Regions from separate parts of the Homo sapiens genome. Here all the other regions are linked to region 1. A link is a loop called in an ENCODE intact Hi-C map of the cell type or tissue named here. Cell type or tissue: Caco-2. All regions are shown on one strand. Region 1 overlaps THSD7B (thrombospondin type 1 domain containing 7B). Region 2 has its middle 130 kb from the start of HNMT. Region 3 overlaps THSD7B (thrombospondin type 1 domain containing 7B).

What was found. Peaks named below come from ENCODE experiments on the same cell type or tissue, not always from the same donor. Only the 100,000 strongest peaks of a DNase experiment are listed, where the experiment ranks them.
Region 2: it touches region 1 in a loop (4-fold over the local background); 5 of 110 quality-filtered maps call a loop at or near these places.
Region 3: a loop joins it to region 1, with 31 times the contacts of the local background. A loop is called at or near these places in 5 of 110 quality-filtered maps.

What each region holds. Positions count from the first base shown.
Region 1 is chr2:137,655,155-137,663,154 of GRCh38, forward strand. It overlaps THSD7B (thrombospondin type 1 domain containing 7B), which reads left to right. Exons shown (of 28, transcript NM_001316349.2): 22 at 347-506; 23 at 1,642-1,815; 24 at 1,911-2,006; 25 at 4,510-4,592. Among named protein-coding and RNA genes, the nearest start is that of HNMT, 310 kb to the right of the region's middle. In Caco-2, no CTCF peak of the experiment used is centred here; a DNase peak (open chromatin) is centred at 4,657.
Region 2 is chr2:137,835,439-137,843,438 of GRCh38, forward strand. No RefSeq gene overlaps it. Among named protein-coding and RNA genes, the nearest start is that of HNMT, 130 kb to the right of the region's middle. In Caco-2, CTCF peaks have their summits at 3,230 (motif pointing left) and 3,432; no DNase peak of the experiment used is centred here.
Region 3 is chr2:136,928,552-136,936,551 of GRCh38, forward strand. All of the region lies in intron 2 of THSD7B (thrombospondin type 1 domain containing 7B), which reads left to right. Among named protein-coding and RNA genes, the nearest start is that of THSD7B, 170 kb to the left of the region's middle. In Caco-2, a CTCF peak has its summit at 4,364 (motif pointing right); a DNase peak (open chromatin) is centred at 4,360.

The DNA.
Region 1 (8,000 bases):
TATGTTCTCATTGGTGATTACAGATTAGGTCATTTTATCACATACAACTAGACAAATTATGTATTGTTTTCTTTTTTAGTCAATCTTGGCTGAGTTCCAAAATGAATTGTCATATTCTAAGTACATAGGTTCCATGGCATGATTTGCATTCCCACTGAAGCTTCTCTATCAGCTCTGGCAGTGTTGCTCAGGGATGCTTTATTGTCAACAATTGAGAGATAGCTCACAAGAAGAGGAAGCTACGAAAATATGCAACTATGGTCTTCTTAGGCAAGAGGTGGCAAGAGCCAAAACTTTGAGATGTGAATTATTTGGGTAATTGTGAAAGTATCCTTTCCTCTCATAGGGTGGAGACTGTGGGGAAGGAGTTCAGATCCGCAGCCTTTCCTGCATGGTCCACAGTGGTTCAATATCTCATGCAGCTGGACGTGTCGAGGATGCACTGTGTGGAGAAATGCCCTTTCAGGACAGCATCCTGAAGCAGCTGTGTTCTGTGCCTTGCCCAGGTATGCAATGCTAGTGATTGGGAGCGCCTCCCATGGTGATCTTTTTGTTTATTTTACTACTGTTTTCCTAGAGATGCTCTAGCTCATCAAAATTAAAGTTTTTAAATAACTTTAATTCATTTTTAATTGTGGTTATCACTTTGGTATATACCTACGGCTTTGATGGAGCCAAAGTAGGCAAAAGAAAAAAAAAGGCACTGGATTTGGAAACTTAAGAGCTAAGTTAGAATCATGTCTCTATCACTTCATTGTTTTACTTGGGGTATGTAGTCTAGCCCCTGTGAGCAATGATTTCTTCATCTAGAAACTGTGATGTTAATTCCGTATCCAACAGCACCTAGCACATTGGACAGCGTTCAAAAAATGTTGGCTGAATTCTGGGTGATGGCATGGTTGGAACCAGTAAGGCTATGAGTTCATGAAAGCACTCTGTAAATGTGAAGTTCCATATAAATGTGAAGTTCTATATAAATTTTATTAGTTACATAAAATGTATCAGTTTATCTTAATCCTAGTAACACAACATAGTTTGTATGGCATAAGTTCAAGTGACAATATGTTTTTATAATACAGTATATAACATATGTGTATGTATGTATACACACATATGTATTACAAAAAAAATTATAATTTATATAAAGATACATTTATACAAATTATAAATTATATTTCTTGAGTGAGAAAGATGTTTAGGGTATTAAATTAAACATTCTTTGGTCCAAAAGATAGTTCATTTCAGTGACCTACTTATTCTCTTTTATATGGTTTCTATGAACATCCATTTTATGATGTTATTCTGATCTTTGAACACTGAGTTACCATAATCTTTATATCTCTCTTTTAAAAGTTTTATTAACACTAGCAGATACATAATATTTTCTAGATGTGACTACTACAATTTGAAGCAAAGTAATAACAATCTAGTTTTTGGCACTTTCTTGTTAAACAAGATTAAACTATAAATTACTTCATCATTCTTAGTACATTCTGATTGGAAAATTGATCAATATAGAATGTGTAGTATCAGGAACTGCATGTATCACTGCAAATCTCTGTGTGAGCCCTGCCCATGCAAATGTTGTCCAGTGCCACTTTTCATGCTGTTTTCTCCACCCTGTACTGCATGACTGTCCAGGAGACTGCCATTTAACAGAATGGTCAGAGTGGAGCACATGTGAATTAACCTGCATTGATGGAAGAAGCTTTGAGACTGTGGGCCGCCAGTCTAGATCAAGGACTTTTATAATTCAGTCTTTTGAGAACCAAGACAGCTGCCCCCAACAGGTTCTAGAAACACGCCCTTGTACAGGTACCAAGAGCACTTTTCAGTTCTTTAGCCTTCATTGATCAATGCTTATTCTAAGTGAGGTGTAATAGAACTGCTATTATCATATTTACTTACAGGAGGCAAATGTTATCACTACACATGGAAAGCAAGTCTTTGGAACAATAACGAACGAACTGTATGGTGCCAGCGTTCAGATGGCGTTAATGTCACAGGTATTCCTGCCTAAGACTCATGTGGGCACTTCACAAACACCCCTGAGTGTTGTTATTTGTGAGAAGAATTAGCTTACAAATTATAAACAAGGGGTGACTTGGGCAGGTAGCTTAGATGAATTTTATTACAAATTTTCATTAGACGTTTGCATCTTAGAAAGAAAGCAATTCAATTTTAAGACCTATAAAAATATCAAACAACTTAAAGAAATAAGCTGAAATGCAATAAAATGTCCTTAAATATCATGATCTGAGATAAAGACTGAAAAAGACAGATGCTAGTAAAATTTTAAATCATGTCCCTTCTCAATAAAACGTTTCAAAGGACATATCTTAGCATGTGTGTGTGCAGTACTCACCTGACATAAAACATACTCAGAAGTTGAAACTAAAGAGGTTAATAAAGACAAAATTTAAAAATTAAAATATTCTGTATGTTAATGATGCAGAAAGCTTTTATGATGTAAATTACAGGTATTTGTATTCATGTACTAGCAGCTTAGTTTTTGAATATTTTGTGAGTCATGATTATTACTTAATATCTAAATATAGACTGAGCAAGAGGTCCCTCATTCATGATGGCAGATACCATTTAGCAGGCTGAAGTGCAGTGACACAATTTTGGCTCACTGCAACCTCTGCCTCCCTGGTTTGAGTGATTCTCTTGTCTCAGCTTCCTGAGTAGTTGGGACTGCAGGCACACGCCACCACGCCCAGCTAATTTTTGTGTTTAGTACAGACAGGGTTTCACCATGTTGGCCAGGATGGTCTCGATCTCTTGACCTCATAATCTGCCCGCCTCGGCCTCCCAAAGTGCTGGGATTACAGGCGTGAGCCACCACGCCCGGCCAATTTTTGAGATTTTTAAATGCTTTCTTGTCAGCAAATTAAATTGTCATTATTTTTACTTAGTACTATCGTTTACAGAGAGCTTGTGCAAGAGCTGAAATGCCTATAGGAATAGAAGTATTGTCAGCTCCTCCTTTTTCTTGTTTACTTGCTCTTGCACTATTGGTATTCTTTTTAATTTAAAGTTTATCCACAAAATAATTTACTTTAAGCTACTTATCTTTTTTGTAAGTTGTTAAAACTAAATATACTCTAAGTCTCCCTAGTCAGGAACACAGAAGGCATCATACTCTGCAATACACTGAGAGTTAACGTACTGGTAGGAGCTTTGCTATCAATTCTCTGCACGGAATTCCTCAGGCACAGTGTATAACATGTAATCATCTGATGAAGAAGCTCAGGTCATCAGTATCATCTGACAAATATTATTAAAGCTTAATTTAATTCTTAGAATTAAAAAATATGTTCTATAACCTATGTAAATTCCAAGATTTTCTTTCCTATTCCCAAGAGCCCTCCTCCCACTGAAGTACGCCTGCTGTGGAGATCCCTGGTTGAAAGAACGGAAACCCTCCCCCTGCCAGCACCAACACAGTTGGTAGAAATAGGACTGTGTGGTTATTGCCACTAACACCGAAATTATCAATTTCACACCTAGATGCTAATTCTGGACTGTGAATTTTGCTTTTTAAAAATTTCTGTGTGGATTCTTTGTGTTATTTTTCAAGTCACAGTGAGAATTTAGCTGCTTCATTCCCAGGGACAATGTAGGTCTGACTGTTCGCTACTCTGCCTTAGGCCCAGAGCTTTTTGCTAGCTACAAAACTATAAACTATAATGGGTTGACAATTGTACTTATCCAAACGCTAGAACCTTTCAATGCAACCAGTACTATATAAATGGTGCTTTGTCAAATTTTCTCTAGGCTTTGTCTCATGTCTCTTTTACTATCTTGAATTTAGCAAAGTAAGACTAGTATGTAAATGATTTTCCAGTTACAGAGACATACATTGTCTCATCCATTTATTCAAAAATATGTACGGAGCAGGAACAAGTACTGTGTCAGATGTTTGATTGTCTCTCCTAGAGCTTCGGTGCTTGCTCTTAAGAATGTGTTTATACGTGACTCTGTGTGCATGTATTCCAGTTGACTTACATTTAAAAATACTACCAACATATTTGATACCATGGTCCCATGAATTCATTCATGGCATTCTTTTAGCATTTCCTGGGTTGTTGAAATCGGCCTAGTGCCTACCTGGGTGCTCAGGAGCTGAAGCAGTATATATGTAGAAGGAGTATTCCAGCAGATATGTTTTCTGCTCCTGAGTTTAAATTTAGATTTTATCAATTCTTCTACAGATTCTGGCTCACATAGACTTTGTGCTCAAGCATAGCCGTATGATAGAATCACATCGCCAATAAACAGTATAAAAACTCTACTGCAAATAGCCTCTGTTAGAAGAGCCTCCCATCTCAATTCATTTTAGAGTAATCAATAAAATAGGCTTGGACCACAATGTTGGCAAATAGATTTTTCAAAAATAATAATACTGTTGCAAAGAGGCCGGTGGCACAGGTTAAAAAAAAATACCAAAAAATTAGAAATATCTAATAGAGAAATCTGCAAATGATGGTGGAATTTCCTTTGCAGGAGGCTGCTCCCCTCAGGCCCGTCCTGCTGCCATTCGGCAGTGCATTCCAGCCTGCAGAAAACCTTTCTCCTACTGTACACAGGTGAGTCATGTGCTGGAGTCTTCTATAAGTGCATTAATTGCTGTGTTTTACACATGCAATCAGATGTTCTCCTGCCGGCTGCAGCCCAAGCAGCAGTTCCACGTGCCCATGATACCATCTAGAGGCATTTGCAGGAGTAATCCCAGTTATAAAGAATTTCTCGTCAGGACCATGTATTAACAGTGTTTTTCTATAAATCTGTCTTTAGCCAAATCTATCTTTCAAATACCTAATTTATGTTAGCTCTATTTACCAGTAAGTATTCTCAGTTGACTTATGTCTTCTCTTCTTAACCTTTTATACGCCTCAACTATTTTGAAAGATACTATAAATGTTCATATTTGCTAAAGTTATTATGCAAATTGTATTACACTATGATTACTGTTGAGTGAGTACATTTTTAGTTTATTTTAAATAAACTGAATATGTGACTATGGTTGAAAAAAATATGTGTATGGGGTGGCGGTTATGCATGTATTTTTTTTTCAAAGCAGAAATTTATTTGTGCTTTTTCTCCTATAACTCCCATCTACCACAACTCAGGAATTAATGTAAAACATGTAATGTATTCTAATCAATGGCACTCATGGTGTGCAGTGCACTATAATTCTTAAAAACTATACTACATTTTTTAAAGAAACAAGCTTTTTCTTATAGTATGCCTATTCTAAAAGTGATTTGATTAAAAATAATTCAAGTACTCAGTCCTATTATTGGCCTTACAAATCAAGATGGGTTAATTCTTTACCACAGAAAAGACAGTGGGTCAGCTTGCAGAGGGGAATAGAAGGAAAAGAGGGGAAGTTCAGGAACAACTCCATTTGGGTTAATGATGTTTAAAAAGTAGAAATTGTAGCTTTTCACCAACTCTCTGGATGTCCTCTTTAATTAAACAGAAAATACTTTTTTCCTTGAACTCTTGAACATATGACTGACTGGTTACAAGTTTTATCTCATGCTAAAAATAGAGATGCATCTTGAGAATATGGCTTCAATAGCTAAGCACATACAAATTTGCTTAGATATCTCCACTGTGATATGAAGATATCATTTTGTGATACTTTCAATTAAAACCAACTGAAAATATCATATTTATGTTATTATTATATGAATGCAACCTGAACTAAACTATAGGCTGTTAACTATAACATGTGCTCTTACTTTTTTTCTTTTGTAGAAGATTGAGGTGCTTTGTTTACTTTTAGTATCTGTTTCTCCTCAAAATCATGTGTTCAGTCAATAATTGATGACCTAAATAAAGTTAACTGGTTGATGAGGATTGGCATGAGTAGCTATGTGAAGCTAAGGTCTGTTCAGAAAATGCTAGATAAATAGCTTTAGGTAAGGAGCCATAAGAGCGAAGTCATAGAGATTCATAATCTTATGCTTATTCTCTTCCACTCTTCTCTATTGTCTGTATACTTGCTGGAGGAAGAGCAGTTATTTTCAAGTTCACTTCCAGAGACAGATAGGAATCTTCATCCATCATGTCTCATAATAATCTGCTTCTTGGTGACATTCATTGTACTTAAAAATGACCAGAAATTTACAGACTAATATAAAAGACCCATTGTCACAATGCCAACTAGAGATGTGATGTGGGGTGACACTCGAGTTATTACAAGGAAGGAGTAACTCAGATAGGCATAGGTATATTTCTCTTGAGCATGCGTCTTTGGTGAAGTCTTTTATCTCCCATGTAAGGCTGCCCTCCTTGAGTGCAGAAGTAAGCCTACAAGCAGAGACGTAGTTTGACATGGTTATGTCAGCAGCAGCGAATCCATACAGGTCTGCGGCAATTTGACTCTTGCCTCCTCCGAGGAAATAATTCATCTGAGGGGCATAAGGCAGAATGTACTTATGCTTGTACTGAGGCAAGTATTTGAACAAGAGTGAAAGTTTATTAAAAAGTTTCAGAGCAGGAAAGAAAGGAAGTAAAGTACACTTGGAAGAAGGCCAAGTGCCCTCTTTGACCTTTGACTTGGGTTTTATATGTTGGCATGCTTCAGGGGTAGAGGTCGTTTTCCCTCTCCCCCGATTCTTCCCTTAGGGTGCGCCATCCACATGCATAGTGGCCATCCACAGTGGCCTGCCAGGACTTGGGAGGGGCCGCATGCACAGCGTGTTTACTGAAGTTGTACACATGCTCACTTTAGGCATTTTTCCCTTACAAGTTGTGTGTTCCTAGAGGAAGATCATATACCAGTTAAACTCCTCCATTTTGCCTCTTAGTGAGCACGGTTGAGCCCATTTGCCCAGCTCCTGAGATTTTATTAGGAAGCTACTGATCACCAGCTTCAGGTGTTTTCTTTTTTCTTTTTTTTTTTTTTTTTGAGATGGAGTCTTGCTCAGTCCACCCAGGCTGGAGTGCAGTGGCATGATCTTGGCTCACTGCAACCACCGCCTCCTGGGTTCACGCCATTCTCCTGCCTCAGCCTCCCAAGTAGCTAGGACTACAGATGCCCGCCACGACGCCCGGCTAATTTTTTTTTTTTCTTTTTTTTTTTTTTTGTATTTTTGGTAGAGACAGGTTTCACCACGTTAGCCAGGATGGTCTCGATCTCCTGACCTTGTGATCCACCCGCCTTGGCCTCCCAAAGTGCTGGGATTACAGGCGTGAGCCACAGCGCCCGGCCAGGTGTTTTCTATCTTTTGGGAGACTGCCTTTCCCTCGTGCTCGCTGCAACCAATTATTATTTTAGAGAGACAGTTTAACAGCTGCCTAACCATCACCTGATGGTTGCCTGACATTCCTGGTGGGGGACCCTTCTCCTGCCCTGCTTATGTCTTCTTAGCTACCTACTCTAACATTTAGTGGTCAATGGTAAAAGGTGATGGAGGGATTTCGCGGCTGTGATAGCAAGAACACTTAATTCAAAGAAGATATGTACATAATCCCTGTTGCTTTGCTTCTCAGTAAGAAGGGTGGGTTGGAGCAACTAGGCAAGGATCTGAAACAAATGGAGATAAGAGTTGAAGATAATTTGATTAAATGCCATAAACATCTCCATAAGAGAGGAAAAGATGGCCAGACATGGTGGCTCACACCTGTAATCCCAGCACTTTGGGAAGCCGAGGTGGGAAGATTACCTGAGGTCAGGAGTTTAAGACCAGCCTGGCCAACATGGTGAAACCCTGTTTCTATTAAAAGAACAAAAAAAAGACAAAATTAGCCAGGTGTGATGGCGGGTGCCTATAATCCCAGCTACTCGGAAGGCTGAGACAGGAGAAGTGCTTGAACCTGGGAGGCGGAGATTACAATGAGCTGAGATTGTGCCATTGTACTCCAGCATCAGCAACAGAGTGAAACTCCATCTAAAAAAAAAAAAAAAGACAAAAAGAGAGAGGAAAAGCATAGTTAATTAACTTTATTCACAAAGAACTATGGTTTAATATTTGGCAGGTGTC
Region 2 (8,000 bases), 180 kb after region 1:
AAGCAATCTTCCCAGCCACCTGGGAAGGGCCCAGAGAGTTATCTGTCTCATAAGGAAACTAACAAGTTCTGTTCAGAGGAAGAAATAAGACATTCTGAGTTAAAGCAAAACAAGACCATTCCCAATTAGCCAAGATATTAGTAAAGACAGAACGAAATTTAACACAGAGTGTGCCATTTAGACCTTTTAGTTTATTATGCAGTCATTCTCACATTGCTGTTTTAATAATCTGCATATAATTTTCATTTTGAAATGGTTCATTTGTTTTCTCGAAGTACTCTATTATGAAAAATTAATAATAATAACTCTCCATGTACCATGTTAGAGAGATGTCTGGTCTGAGCCAACCCAAACTAAAAATCACATGTAAGACTCACATTTACAACTCTGGAGCCCTTAAGTGGGCAGACCAGACAAGCAATCTTTTCTTAGAATGTTTAAAACAGCTGTTCCCAACTAGTTGTGCTTCATTATTATATTTCCACCCATAAGTAGGTATATGTCCATACAAAACTCAATTTGGGAGATCAGAGCTTGCCTCTCTTACTGAGACATCTGATGCTTTTGAGGGAGGTGTCCATCTCAATGTTGCTTCTCATCCCAAGACTCACTCTCCCCAGTCCCAGCAATTCCATGTGATACATTGTCAATAGCTGTAACAAGGATAGTTACAATTTACGCTGCATTTAGTATCTGAAGTATGTGTCCTTGTTTTAAAGTAATGACTTTGATTTACTGCTTTCTGAATTCCCATAATAACTCTTTGACATATATTTAATCATCCTGATTTTATATTTTAAGAATTTCAGTTCAAGACTTTAAGCTTCTTTTCTAAAGTCGAATAGCCAGGAGATGGGGGACCTGGTGTCTGCTGTCTGTGATGTAGTCATTTCCGTGCTTGGTGTTGGTGTGATGCTTGGGTTTTACTACCAATTCCTTTTGTGGGTTTTTTTTTTTTTTTTCCTTGTGGGCACCTCCAGCACTGAGATTCTGCTTTTATGTCCTGCCTTTTATGGACTGCCGTTCACACACTACTCCAACTTGCAGAGTGCTCCTACAGCGTTGCCTATCTCAGAGGCAGGGCCACCTCATGTTTGGCTGGTCCCAAGGAAAGGATGCAAATGTAAGGCCCACATTCCACTTGTCTAAATATTTTAATTTATAAGCCAAGTTAACTAATCATTTAATTAAATATGTTTAATCCTCCTACCTTGACAAATATACAAAAAAGACCAGAGAGGCTACATTTCAGTTCAGAATGATCAAATTCCTCAGCCAGAACCTGGAGGTGCCAGAAGAGAAGGGTCCTGGAGCCCAGCAAGCCACCTGTCGGCTCCATTCTCTCCTGCGAAGGGCCTCACACATTCACCACCCCCAGCCTAGGAGTGTGCACAGTATAATGCTAGCCACCCCAGAGAGGGCAGGTCTAGAGAAAAAGCCTGTAGGGGACTTGGGGAAGGGCTGGGAGGCCATGTGGGTGAATAATTCTGGGATCTGGGCACCACCTGTATCACTGGCTGGGAGGGGAAGATGCTAATTCTGGGGACATGTTCCACTGGCCCCATGGGCACATCCTCGATGGCAAGGGGCCTCCAGAAATTAGTCCAGTGTGGGGTCTTAGATGGGTCTAAAGGCAATACTCTTTGGGGTTTCTCCAAACTTTGGCTTCTTTCATTGAAGACCATTGAAGTAATGAGGAACCTCTGGGTCAAACGCCAGACAAGTTGTCTTGCAGCAAGGCAAGCTGGTCTGCTAGAGCCAGTGCCCTACAACCCTACAACCCTTTAGAATTGTTTCCTTCCTAGTATCCAGTGCTTTTCTGTAGATATGAGCCATCCATTCACAGAGGCTGTGGTGTGAACATTCATTCTCTAAAATAGGACACCTTTCCCAGGATCTCATGTATTTTATTTTAAAAGAATCTGCAATTTAAACCAAAGGAATAAATTTGCTAATCATGGAATTTCTAGCACACTGGAAAAATACATGGGGACAGGAATTTTCTTGATATAAACCTGTACTAGTTTCCTAGAGTTACCATTTCAAAAGGCCACAAATTTGGTAGCTTAGCATGATAAGAATTTATAATATTTACTTAGAGTTGTGGCATACAGGATTCTGAAATTAGGGTGTTGGCAGAACCACGCACCTCCCAGAAGCTCTAGAGGGGAATCCTTCCCTGCCTCTTCAGGCTTCTGGCGGCTCGGGTGTTCCTGGGTTTGTGATCACGCCACTGCAATCTCTGCCCCTGTCTTCATATGGCCGAATCCTCTCTGTCACACATCTCCCTGTGCCTTTCTAAGGACACTGGCCATTGGATTTAGAACTCACCTGGATAATACAGGATGAGCTCATCTCAGGATTCTTAACTTCATTACGTCTTCAAATACCTTTTGTTTTCTTTTCTAAATTAGGTCACATTCACGGGTTCTATGTGGACATATTTTGGGAGGGCTTCCATTAACTCACTATGAAATTCTCATGCATTCATAAACTAAAGGCAGATGTAGGAAGAGGGAAGTGGTGAGCACTGGAGTCCCTGCTGTGACCTCCTGCCTGTGCGAAGGCCATGACTGTTAGTCCAACATTGCAGACCTCTCGAAACTTGGCAATGCTCCTCATAGGAGAGGAACTTCACGTGTCAAGGAGAGATGGGGAGGGGAGCAACTGCATTTGAGAACATGAAGAGAAGGTTATTGTGACACTTTGCAGGGAAGCTTTAGCCACATTGAAGCAGAGTAAAGAATAAATCTTCTCTCTTTACTTTTCAAGACCCATAATTTCCTCACAACCATACCTGGAGATTAGTTTAGGACCTAAAATCTAAATTGTATTATTTTTCCCTACCCAAAGGAGACACAGAGCTATTAATAATCGACTGCTTATTAAATCTTAAGTATTTTAATAATATTACTCCGTTTTACTTCATTTTTCTTTCCCTTGTAAGAAAAATAACATTCACACCCATTATATAAATGTGAACACTGAGGCCTTGTGATGTTAAGCAACTTGCCAGGATCTCATAGATAGGAATTAGAGGAGCTGAGACACATAGAGTCCATGCTCTTTCTAGCCCGGGAGTCCATCTAGAACAGTCCTGGCCCTCTAAGTTGACTGCCTTAACATGACTGAATTTCCTCCTTTTCTCCTGAAACAGCGGTAAAACATCCTTTAACAGCAGCCAGAGAAGCTTGGGCTGAGGGAATAGATTTTCCTTTTGCTTACACTGTACTGCCATCTAGTGGCTACATAGTTAATTACAAATAATACCTTTTCTGGTGTCTTCATTCTTTTTTTGGGGGGGGTATTGGTAATTAATTGATATTTAAATATTGCTTCTAAACATTGTGATTCTATAAAAATCTACATCAACTTCATTCCTTTGCTTCCATATATGCACGCACCGCTTCTCCTGTACACCTCTCCTACATATGTGTACCCCACTTGGTCATATTTTGTGTAGCAGATAAGTGAGTTAGGCCTACCTTCAGTGCTCAGAATATGACTTGAAACATCCAGAAATTAAAATTGTATGCAAACACACCACATGCTCCCCATCCTCCCTCCTCATGGAACTGTGCTCCTTCGGCATGATCTAAATAAAGCTTGTCCAACCTGTGGCCCACAGGCCATATGCGGCTTAGGACAGCTCTCAATGTGGCCAAATTCATAAAGTTTCTTAAAACATTGTAAGTATTTTTGCAATTTTTTAAGCTCATTAGCTATCGTTAGTGTTAGTATATTTTATGTGTGGCCCAAGACAATTCTTCCAATGTAACCCAGGGAAGCCAAAAGATTGGATACCCCTGGTAAATTGACAGAAATGTTAGGATAGACTTGCTTTTGATCATGTTTTTAGATCTGCATACACAATTTTTGTCCCACCAAAGATGACGTATGCACTAAGCCATGGCAGAACTGCCTCTGGTACTGATTGCCCAGCGCACGTGCTGGAATGAGATCACCCATTGAGGGATGTGTGCTGAGTGCCTCTGTGTACAAGTTGAGCGGAAGGAGGTCTCACCGCCCCATTATAAAATATACATTCTGAAGCTGCAAGACACCAACCAGTGCTAGTATTAATCATCTAATGTGGCTGTTGTAACAAATTACCACAAATTTAGTGGCTTAAAACAACGCACTTTTATTATCTTACTGTTCTGGAGGTCAGAAATTTAAAATAGGTTTCACGGGCCGAAAACCAAGGTGTCGGCATGCTGGTGTCTTCTGGAGGCTCTAGGGGAGCGTCTGTTCCCTCACCTCTTCCGGCCTCTGGAGGTTGTCTGCATTCTTTGGCTTAGGGCCCCTTCTTCTATCTTCAAAACCAGCAACATGGCTCCAGTCCTACTCACATTGCTATCTTTCTGGTTTGCTCTCTTTTGTCTTTCTCTTCTCCACTGAAAAACCCTTGCTGGTTATATTGAGACCACTTACAGTAATCCAGGATAAAGTCCCATCTGCCTATTTTAAGGGTAGCTGATTAACAACCCTAATTCCATCTGTGACCTTAATTCCCCTTTGCCATGGAACATAAGATATTCACAGGTCCCAGGGATTGAGGCTTGGACATCTTTCGTGGTGTGGGTGGGGCATTATTCTGCATACTCAATACTCAAGAGAAGGGAAATCTGGACTGAAGTGTTTCTTGCTGGGCCATGGTGGCGATGGGAGAGGCAAGTTCCACCCAGAGATCATTCTTTCCCTTCTCGCTGCCTCTCCATCTTCACAGACTGCAGAGAGTCTTGTAAGCATGAGGACACACCCACCCTTAGATTCTGCCCACACTTTTTTGGAAGCCACACTTAACAGTAGATAGGAACATAGATTTAGACAGATTTTAATTTAAATCCCAGATTTATTCCTAGATCTAAGAACTTGAGTATATTACTAAGCTCAGTTTCTTCATTATTAAAATGGGTGAAATACCTTCCTCCTAGTATTGTTGCAAGGCTTAAATAAAAGAGTCTCCAAAGAGCACTTAGCAGAGCACATGGCATATATTAGGACCTCATAAAGAAGAGTTTCTGAAAATGAAGGTTTTTCTATTCAATATTTAATGGGAGATTAACTAAACACTTTGCTGATGCTTGGGGAACAAGGGAAGGACAGTGTCTATCCTCACTGAATTAACTCCAAGTGAATGAAAAAAGATTTCATGTGTGAAATTAGAGACCAAGTTACAGCCTATGATAGGTACAGAATTTGCCCAATCATATACCTTTAGGTGCAAGTGCATTTGTAGAGAATGTTGAAGAGAAAGACATAGCCATAAAAAGGAATGAAACAACATTTGCAGCAACTTAGATGGGGTTGGAGGCTGTTATTCTAAGTGAAGTACCTCAGGAATAGAAATTGTATGTTCTCACTTATAAGTGGAGCTAAGCTATGAGGATGCAAAGGCATAAGAATGATATAATGGACTATGGGGTCTTGTGGGGGAGGGTGGGAGGGGGTGTACACTGCTCGGTGACAGGTGCACCCCATGATCACCACTAAATCACCACTAAAGAATTTATCCATGTAATCAAAAACCACCTGTTCCCCAAAAGCGATTGAAACAAAAAGTAAAATAATAAAAATTACAAAAGGAGGAAGATAATCTTTCCTTAATTCTTTCTATTCTTCATTTTCTTGAACATGCATACCCATGTACCTACCTAGGTGAGTATTTCCATACTGTATAAGAATATACGTGGAAATATGGTCATTTTGACCTGTTTCCTAATGGTGGTTGGAGACATATATATGTACCGCTACCACACACACACACACACACACACACACACACACAAGCCATCAAGTCATAAGACCTATTTTGCCCTAAAAATAAGTAAACATTTGGCAATAAAATAAAAACGTCTTTGAAACAATCTTATTATACTAAAGGTTATTGTCAGGTGGAAGTCCTGAAATAATGAGTTTAAAAGTTCATTGCTTATGAGCTACCCCAAAACAATTTACTTAAATTATTTTTTTAATCTATGCTTTTAGGTAGGCTAAATCTATGTGTTCCCTATAGTCTTTTTTCAGTAACTTTACTTATGAATATGTTCATTAAAGAAGGTAATTTTTACAACTATTGTAAAATTTTTTGAATTTGTGACATCTAATGATATGGTTTGGCTGTGTCCCCACCCAAATCTCATCTTGAGTTCCCACGTGTTGTGGGAGGGACCTGCTGGGAGGTAATTGAATCATGGGGGCAAGTCTTTCCCATGCTGTTCTCATGATAGTGAATAAGTCTGATGAGATGTGATGGTTTTTAAGAGAGGTGTTCCCCTGCACAAGCTCTCTCATTTTCTGTCCCACCATCCACACAAGATGTGACTTGCTCCTCCTTGCCTTCTGCCATGGTTGTGAGGCTTTCCCAACCACGTGGACCTGTAAGTCCAATTAAACCTCTTTCTTTTGTAAATTGCTCAGTCTTGGGTATGTCTTTATCAGCAGGGTGAAAATGGACTAATACATCTAATATGTTTGAATGAATATTTCATTTTAGGATTTTATGTAATGTTCATGGTTATAATGCATTAATGCCTTGAATATAGAAACTAAACAGTAAAATGCTATTTTGCACATTACAAATATTAAAAAGACACCAAAAGCAAAGTTTTACTTTGGCCCTGATGGTCTTTTTAATTGCCTCAGTAGAATCAGAAAACAGAACCCTGTCTCCCAGGTCTACCAGACCTTCCTGGAACAAACAGAAAACATTTGGCCATGACCAGTTCTGCTTGGGTCTCTCACTTAGATGGCAGCATTGAGAAGGGTCACTAGGTTTTTATTGTGGTCTCAGCTCTACTCCTGATTGCTGCAAACCTCAGGATTGGGAGGACTAGATGAGGACTGGAAAACCTAGTATCAGCAACAAGATCACAGCTCACAGTTTTGCTTGAGCTTAGTGTTCATTACATACCAGGGACTTTGGCATGAGGATATTAAAAGCAGATCGACAAACCCAACCTCTGTCCTGAGTTTACATGGCTGAGGCTGAAACTGATTTGGTAGGGAGGTGGTCATAGCTTGGGTAATGAGGCCTTTGCAGACTGCATGTGCAACTGTACTTTGAGGCACTGTTGTGAATACACCCAGTACCTCCTCAGAGAAAGCCATGGAGTTTTATATTTGAGAATTGTTCAACCCTCAGCTCAATGTGCATACCAAGTCCAGCATGCTGATTCAGTGTGACAAGACTGTCAACCTGGTCCACTTAAGCAGTGGCTAAGGCCACATTCCAGCATAACTTGAGTCAGCCCTGCCAGAGGAAGGCTGGAAAGGACACACTCAAGAACCCATTGTATTTTGTTCCTCTGTACCTCATTGAAATATTTTTTAAATTGCAGGTGTCCTGAATTTAGTTTTTACAAAGTAATGGCTAGTTCTTTCCAATATTTGATAGATAAATTAGACTAGTTGGTAACATTTATTTAGCACCTAATATATGGCAAGCACTCTACTAAGAAACATATGTGCATTATTTATGTAAAGTAGCCAACCACACTATTAAGTGAGTAGAATTAGTGATGGATGAATCTGAGGCCTGAAGAAGCCAAATGACTTCCCCAAGTTTGCATAGGGAGTAAAGAATTGTATTGGTGTTTCCCTCACAGCTCTAACCCCTTTGAGTTCCACTGTTACTTAAGAACACAGAAGTTAAATATATATAAATAAATAAACAAATAAATCTTAATCAAATTTCGCTAGCCTTGCTATTTTTTATTCAAGGGATCATTCTCATAGTCTATCTTTGTCGCCTCTCAAGACATTGGCACCTCCATATCCTTCATGCTAGGATGTGTAATATTGTGACCCTGAGATGGGTCACATTTGAATTGTTCGTGGGATAGATCCTCATTAAGAGCATTCATTTAAAAAAAAGAGTATTCATAATGGGTCAGGAACTACCATTTGTCCTTTGTTCTGGATTAGATCATCCAGGAAATAACAGGCTTATTAAACAAAATAATAAATGGGTAGATGAGCAAATGAGGGCCATAATT
Region 3 (8,000 bases), 730 kb before region 1:
AATGACCTAGGTTGGAAGGTGAATTCTTGGTATAAAAGGCAATAATTGCTTTTGGTTAATGATTCATACAAAAAATAACTGTATTTTACATATAAATTTAAATACCCATAATTCATAATTGAATGATATGCATCTTATTTTAATTTGAGGAAGTCTAACATTAAAAGATTTATACAGAAAAAATACAACAAATATTTAACAGAAGAAAATTATAATTACAGAGTTTTAGGAGCTCATCTGAAATATATCTGCAGAGTGGGTTGATAGAAGAGTCACAAAACATAATATATGCAAAAAGGAATAAAAGCTATTGAAAAATCACTTCCCTTTTTTCCCTTTATTTTAATCATAAAAATCATGAAAATAGTTCTATAAACATGAGTGAGCTAAAAAATATTACCAGAGTATTAGTTACTAGAGAAACAGAAATGAAATTTGAAGATGAGATTTATCATCTTCTCACTTTAATTTGTACTCCTGCTGTACTGTAAATGTAATAGCCATCAACATGAAAAACGTAACAGATTGATAATACCATTGAGTTTTAATTAAACTACTGAAATGAAAAGGACCCAGATGGATAACTGGAAAATGTAGTTATCCTTTATGAAATGTGTGGGATTGCCCGTTTGCTCTGTTTCTTGTAGATTAATACTCTGCCAAAAATAGTGCACCATCAGAAGATTTACTAAAAATTAATCATTTCAGTTTGTAAAACAGATGGTTGCTTTAGTTTATTTAATTTAGTTTTGAGACACTTATCACTCTAAATCAGAGATTGTTTCCTTCCTGTCCCCACTTGCTATGACTTCCCACTTCTGCAGCTTTCTACATAAATCAATCAATAGTATTAAAGTACGTACATCTTGTTTTTCTATATAGTCATTGGTCTTATGTATTTACTTCAAAATGTCAGGTCTTTGTATGTCATCTTAGTAGGTTTTAGGTTCTGTGCATTCATAAGTTAAAACAAAAATGCAATAACATCTTTTAGAAGCCACTCAGGAAATTTTCATCACTCCTCAAAATAACAACCACTGATGTCAGCTCAATTAAGGCAGGAGGAAGTGGTATTTTGTCTTATCAGCTTGATGTAAGGCTAAACTAGCTACTTAAGATTTAGGAGTAAGGTTTTCAGGTGTTTTAGGAGGTAGGTGCTGGTGTCCACAACTGCAGACTGCTGGCCTATTTGTGACTCAGAGCACCAGGTGTTCCCTGTGGGGTAGTTGCTTGCAATGAAGCTGTTGTAAACATGTGTGAATTTCCAGTTTCTGACTCCTGTGTCGCATGACTAGATGAAGATGACCTTTATGCAGTAGCAGAACTGGACATAAACGTTGAATTAGAAACATAACATTTTCATGACAGCTACAGAGAAATAAGACAGATGAGCTTAATCACAGAGAAATCCTGTTTGTTTTTAATTCTAAGATTAACTCTTTAGGGTATGGAAGAAGGTGGTTGTTGGCCTGCAAAGGGCATGAAAATCAAGTTTGTGGTTATGTGTGTTTTATGACCTGCACTGTGAGGAAGACACAAAAGCACATCTCTGCTCTGCAAGTTCTTATAACCAAAATGGAGAAATGGCAGAACAAATAGGAAATAATCAATTACTATATAAATGATTCCACATGAATGCTGTAAGAATTCAAGGAAGGGAGAGATCAGTATGAGTTGCATATAAAAATAGGACAGAATTGGAGCATTAGGCTATAATGAATTATTGGGATTTGGAACAGAGAGAGTAGAGCATTTTAGGCAATAAAATTAGCACAATCAGAGGCCTAGAGGAGAATAACTGTGGCATGATCAGAGACTGTTAAGTATCCCAGAAGAATGGTTCATGCGAAGGAATAGTAGCAGATAAAGTTGGCTGGATAAGGGAGGGCCAGCCACTGAAGAAGCTTTAAGACTAAATGGCAGAGGTTTGATCTCTATGACAGGCCATACAAAACCATGATTGGTTCTTGAATCTAGAAGTAATGTGAAAGTATAGTGCTGGGAAGATGAATCTGAAAGTGGTACCCAGCTAGAAAATGACTGCCAGCATCCAGGCTGATGGATGTAGCTGAAGAATGAATAATGATTTGTGACTTTAGAGAGATGTTAAAGTATATCAGCTCTAAAGAGTAAAGAGTCCAAGATGCTGACATGGTCTTTGTGTAAGCCAGTCTTTGTGTCTGCTCAGAGAGAAAAAATACCACAGATATTTTAAAGAATCGGCCTGAGCCAGGACTAAAGGGGCACAGGTCTCAGCTTAAGACAAATAGGAAATAATCAATTATTATATTATTGATTATATATTTATAATCGATATAACACAGGCCTAAGAGACGTCTGCCCCTTTAGTCCTGTCTCAGGCTGGTTCAATATAGTACTACATTCCCCAGAGCAGTCATTGTCTAACAATGACTATTTATCTCAGTCTGGGCCAATAATAGTGCTTTCCCAGAACTTTTTTTCCTGATTGTTCTGGTTAGAAAAAGCCATTTTTCTTCTAGTCACGAGGCCATAAATATTTAAGACTGGATATGTTTGCCACAATTTTTAACAGCCTCATGGGACTGAATGAAGAGATTGAAGCCCCAAAGTGGCCCCAAATGTAGCCCCAAAGTAGAAGGTTGTAAAGGTCAGATCAATGACAAGTAGGTCGAAGGGAAATATGTATATACATGTGTGTATGTGCAGCTATATATACATGCACACATACATGCATGTGTTAGTACAGCCCTAGAATGCAAACCTCACTAGCCGAATTTTACAATTGAGGAAATTATTGCTCAGGGAATATAGTAATCTGGTCAAGGTTAAATTGCTACTTACAAGGTGGATTAAGAATCAAAGTTTAAGTTTGTTTGGTTCCAAACCAGTGCTCTTTTCTCTTCATGAGACTGCCTCTTGTCAAGGTGATGGTGGAGGTTCATGCTCCATGTTTGGGCTAATGCTAGTTATATTGTGTTTTCCTGATCTTTCCCTCATGCTGGGAGGGTGTATTCTCAGCAAACACAGCCGCTATTGGTCTGCTTGGTGCTGTGGGAAGTTGACTTTTTGCTCCCCATGTCCCTGTGATTCTCTGTTGTATAAAATATGCAGAGCTTTACCTCCTAATAGATGTCACGAAAAGTGTTTAGTCAAACACTAGCCAATAAAGATCCATATAATCCATATAACAGTCCATGATACATTCTACATTAACAATGAAAAAAGTAGACTGTATTGTGCAAACCAAGAGGCAGTAAAAGTAAACCAGGACTAGCTTTTAATATATAACACTTATAGTATATTGGCACATTTAGTTCAGAGGTTTTAATAGATGGAGAAAACAATTTTAGATATTTCAAATAACATTTTAGGCATTTTGCAAATCATTTAATGTAGAAAGTAATAGTTCTGATATTATTTCAATTACCTTTAATGCAGATTTACTGGACCTAACATTTAAAAAATTATATTTAACATAGATAGGACTGGTTCTGATACTTATTTCAAGTACATTGGTGGCTTTCCTTTTTCTTGATATTATTATATCTTTCTTTAAGCCTCTTTGGTATAATTTTCCAAAGTCTTGTTTCTCAAAGTAACACACTAATTATTGATAATTTACCTGAAATTCAAACCTAAACTCAACAGTCAATTTTTAGCTCATTGTAGAAATCAAAGAGTGAGATGGAAAGAGGAAAGATAAGAAGAAGAAAATTATTTTCCTAAGGAAATTTTACTAAAAATTGAAAGAGATAGAATGAAAAAAGGATAGATGTGCAAATTAATCTGCAAATTAATCCCTGAGTTGAAATTATTTGAGTCATGGCAGGAAGATATGGAAACAGTGAAAATACAGTTCACCCTTGAACACTGTGGGGGTTTGGGGCACTGGCCCCTGCGAAGTCAAAAATCTGCTTATAACTTTTGACTGTTTTGAAACTTAACTAATAGGCTATGGTTGACAGGAAGCTCTACTGATAACATAAACAGTTGATTAACCTATTTTGTATATTATATTTTATATACCATATTCTTACAATTAAGTAAGCTAGAGAAAAGAAAACATTATTGAGAAAATCACAAGGAAGAGAAAATATATTTATTATACATTAAGTGGAAGTGGATCATCTTAAAGGTCTTCATCCTCATCCTCTTCATGTTAAGTAGGCTGAGGAGGAGGAAGAGGAGGGGCTGGCCTTGCTGTCTCAGGGGTGGCAGACACAGAAGAAAATCCACATATAAGCGGACCTGTGCAGTTAAACCTGTGTTGTTCAAGGTCAGCTGTTCAGTGTGAATTTGTAGAGTTGGGGGAGAAATCAGGTGGTAAGGAAGGATGAAAGGGGCTCAATAGCTTCCCTTTCAGGCCACCAGGAGGAGGTAATGTTCCAGAAAAGCTTGGAAGGCACCAGAGGCAGTAGGGTCGACTTGGTGCAGATAAAGCATGGGTGGCTTTCACAGTGGTTAAAAGAAAGGCGGTTTTGGAAGTCCAGCTTCTGTTACTGGAGGAATGTCTTAATATCAGACTTGATTCCAGGAGTGACTTCTGCATTTGTAGATTATATATTTTGCCCGCCATTCCTTCCTTCCTTCCTTCCTTCCTTCCTTCCTTCCTTCCTTCCTTCCTTCCTTCCTTCCTGTTCAACATTGACTGTTTCGTTTTTCTGTAATACATTTTCAAGTTGTTTGGACTTGGAAAATAAAAGATAACTTCAGATCTATTATGATTACTATCTAGTGGTTGTCAGAAAATTCTTAGTTTAGCCGGGCGTGGTGGCTCACACCTGTAATCCTAGCGCTTTGGGAGGCCCAGGTGGGCAGATCACCTGAGGTCAGGAGTTCAAGAGCAATCTGGCCAACATGGTGAAACCCTGCCTCTACTAAAAAAGAATACAATAATTAGCTGGGCATGGTAGCTGGCGCCTGTAGTCCCAGTTACTCAGGAGCCTTAGGCAGGAGAATGGCTTGAACCCAGGAGGCAGAGGTTGCAGTGAGCCGAAATCACACCACTGCACTCCAACCTGGGTGACAGAGGGAGACTCTGTCTCAAAAACAAAAAAACAACAAAAGAAAATTCTTAGTTTGTGAAGAGACTCCAACTGGCTTTTTTTTATTATTGATAGATTTTAATTGCATCGCTATCTTTTTAATAATCAATCTCTTCTTCTCTGTCCCTTTCTCTCTGTTCCCTGTCCCCCCATCCTTCAGTATTATCACAGATGTTAAGTCTACTATATTCTCTTTTCATATTCTAATGCTTAATTGTATTAATCTAATTGATATTGAACCTAACTGAAAATTTTATTCAGTTCCTAATGTATTCTACTGACCCAGAGTGGCAGATTACTAAGAAATAAGTGTAAAACCACACAGATCTTCCAAATTCATAGCTATTTAGGTTGCGCTATTAACTGAGGTTCCCAAGCTAGAAGTGTTTTCTCTCTCTTTGGAGATATACCAATTCAGAAATTCAGACAGTTTGCCAGGCAGCCTTTCTCTACAAGCCTCATTGACACAAAAAGGCATTAGTCTAATTAAATTAGGGGCTATTAAATCCACAAATTAGCATACAAAGTTAGAAAAATCAATATCTTATTAGTTTCAAAACCTTTTATCTAACTCCTCTTGAGTTTTTTTCCAGAAACTTTTTATAGTAAATGACATGAAAATTGATTTAAAGCTTTCCAAAAATAGGTAATCAATAATTGTTTTCTAGTCATAGAGAAATTCATTAACTTCTATACTTATTGCATTGCCACATATTTTTATTGAACTCTTTTCTAATCACATTATTTTTGGCTGAAAACATGTTAGCTATAAAAAGTCATGAAATGAGAAACATAACAATATAAAGACTTTGTTTAGGTATAGTAGTTAATGGATTGTTCAGAACAGTGGAACACTCTCATTTCCAGTAAAAATAAAAATTTATGTCTTTCATTGTTTTACACTTAAACATGGATAACTTCACTGCATTATCATTGCATAAACAAATTATTGGCAAATGAATCTGTAGACCTGCAGAAGTTATATTTGTTTTGTTTAGCAAGAGGTTAGGAAGCTCAGTATCTTCTGTAGATGAAGATAGACAACTATCATATATGCACTAGGGAAAATTTATTATGAAGATAGACAAAAATCATATATGCACTAGGGAAAATTTATTACAAAAAGAAGAAATTATTGGCCATTGTCAACTTTAGAAAGTAAGTGTAGTGGAGCAACAATAGATTAGGCATACTTAAGTCATTTTAGAATTTTAGCATACAATTTACCTTTTCTTTTGAGTGCATTTAAAACTTTAATTATTTTGACCTATCTTAAAATTTCTACCAGTTTATTTTACAAAAGTGCTAAATCATTTGTATTAAGATTTTTATCTCATAAATCATTTAAGAATTTTAGCAAATAGACAGATTAATAGTAATTTATAATGCATTATATGTGGAGAATTTAAGAAACTTTCAAAATTAAGGTGAATATAAAAGATACATTCTTCCAAGGTAAAACTGTGGTATTTATGAGGAGTTTGATTATGAGAATAGGATCATGGATTCAAAGGCAATTAGAGGTTCATATTCAGACTTAACAGCATTCAAACACTTCTAAGAAATGATTCAGATATAAAACTACCTTTTTTTCTGTGTTCAAATTTCATTTCATATTTGTATTTATGCAGAACACTTTTTCTCTCTTTTGAGCCTTTGTTATTGGCTTTTGAGTGAGACCCTTTTGAACACTGATTTCACTACCTCCCAGTGGTGGTGAAAATTACTACACTTTTCTGAGCCTCAGTTTTTTAATCTGCATGATGGGGTCATTAAACCTTCATCATGGTATTGTGGTGAGGATTCAAAGAGGAGACTCTATAGAAAGTGTTTAGCGCTTGCCAATAACAGAGTAGTTATTATTTTGTCATTTTTATTCTCCATGATGTAGGGAATAAAACTGGATGGAAGATTTGAATATGTTCTGAGATTCACCAATCACTAGCTACTTTAAGCCATTGATGTATCAACACAATGGGTGAGTTTAGGGGCAGATATTTTTAACTTGATGAAAAAAATCCATGGATTAAAAGACATTAGTATATTGAGATTCAGATTGTGAACCCAGTGTCATTTCTCCAGTATGAAGATGTTATATGTGACTGGTATAATTTACTGTTCCCAAAGCCATGAGGACTGCTGACGAAGTCTGTCATACTCTGGGGATTGGTAAGAACCTGGAGAAAGAGAAGAAAAGAGTGTGCTCTGTGAAGGGGGGACAGTTGGGACAATTATGGCCAGGTATGCTTGGGCATATGCCAAGCTATTTATTACATTCTATAATAATTATATATTCTATTATATAATTACATATAATATAGTTATAATATGTAATATATAATCTTATATAATTATAATTATATAATTATATATTCTAGAGAATATTCTAAATATATTATCTATATATTTTAAATTTAGAAATATATATTTCTAGAAATATATATATAGTCGAGGCCCTCTCTCCTGTTTAACAGCTTTATTGATATAAAATTCATATATGATAAAATTTACCCATTTAATGCAAATCAAAATCACAGTGCAATACCACCTTACTCCCACAAAAGTGGCCATAAAGAAAAAATCAAAAAATGATAGATGTTGGCGTGGATGTGGTGAAAAGCGAACATTTCTACATTGCTGGTGGGAATGTAAACTAGCACAACCACTATGGAAAACGGTGTGGAGATTCCTTAAAGAACTAAAAGTAGAACTACCATTTGATCCAGCAATCCCGCTACTGGGTACCCACCCAGAAGAAAAGAAGTCATTATACGGAAAAGATAATTGCACACGCATGTTTATAGCAGCACAATTCACAATTGCAAAAATGTGGAACCAACCCAAAAGTCCATCAATCAATGAGTGGATAAAGAAACTGTGGTATGTGTATATGATGGAATACTACTCAGCCATAAAAAGGAATGAATTAATGGCATTTGCCACAACCTGGATGGGATTGGAGACTATTATTCT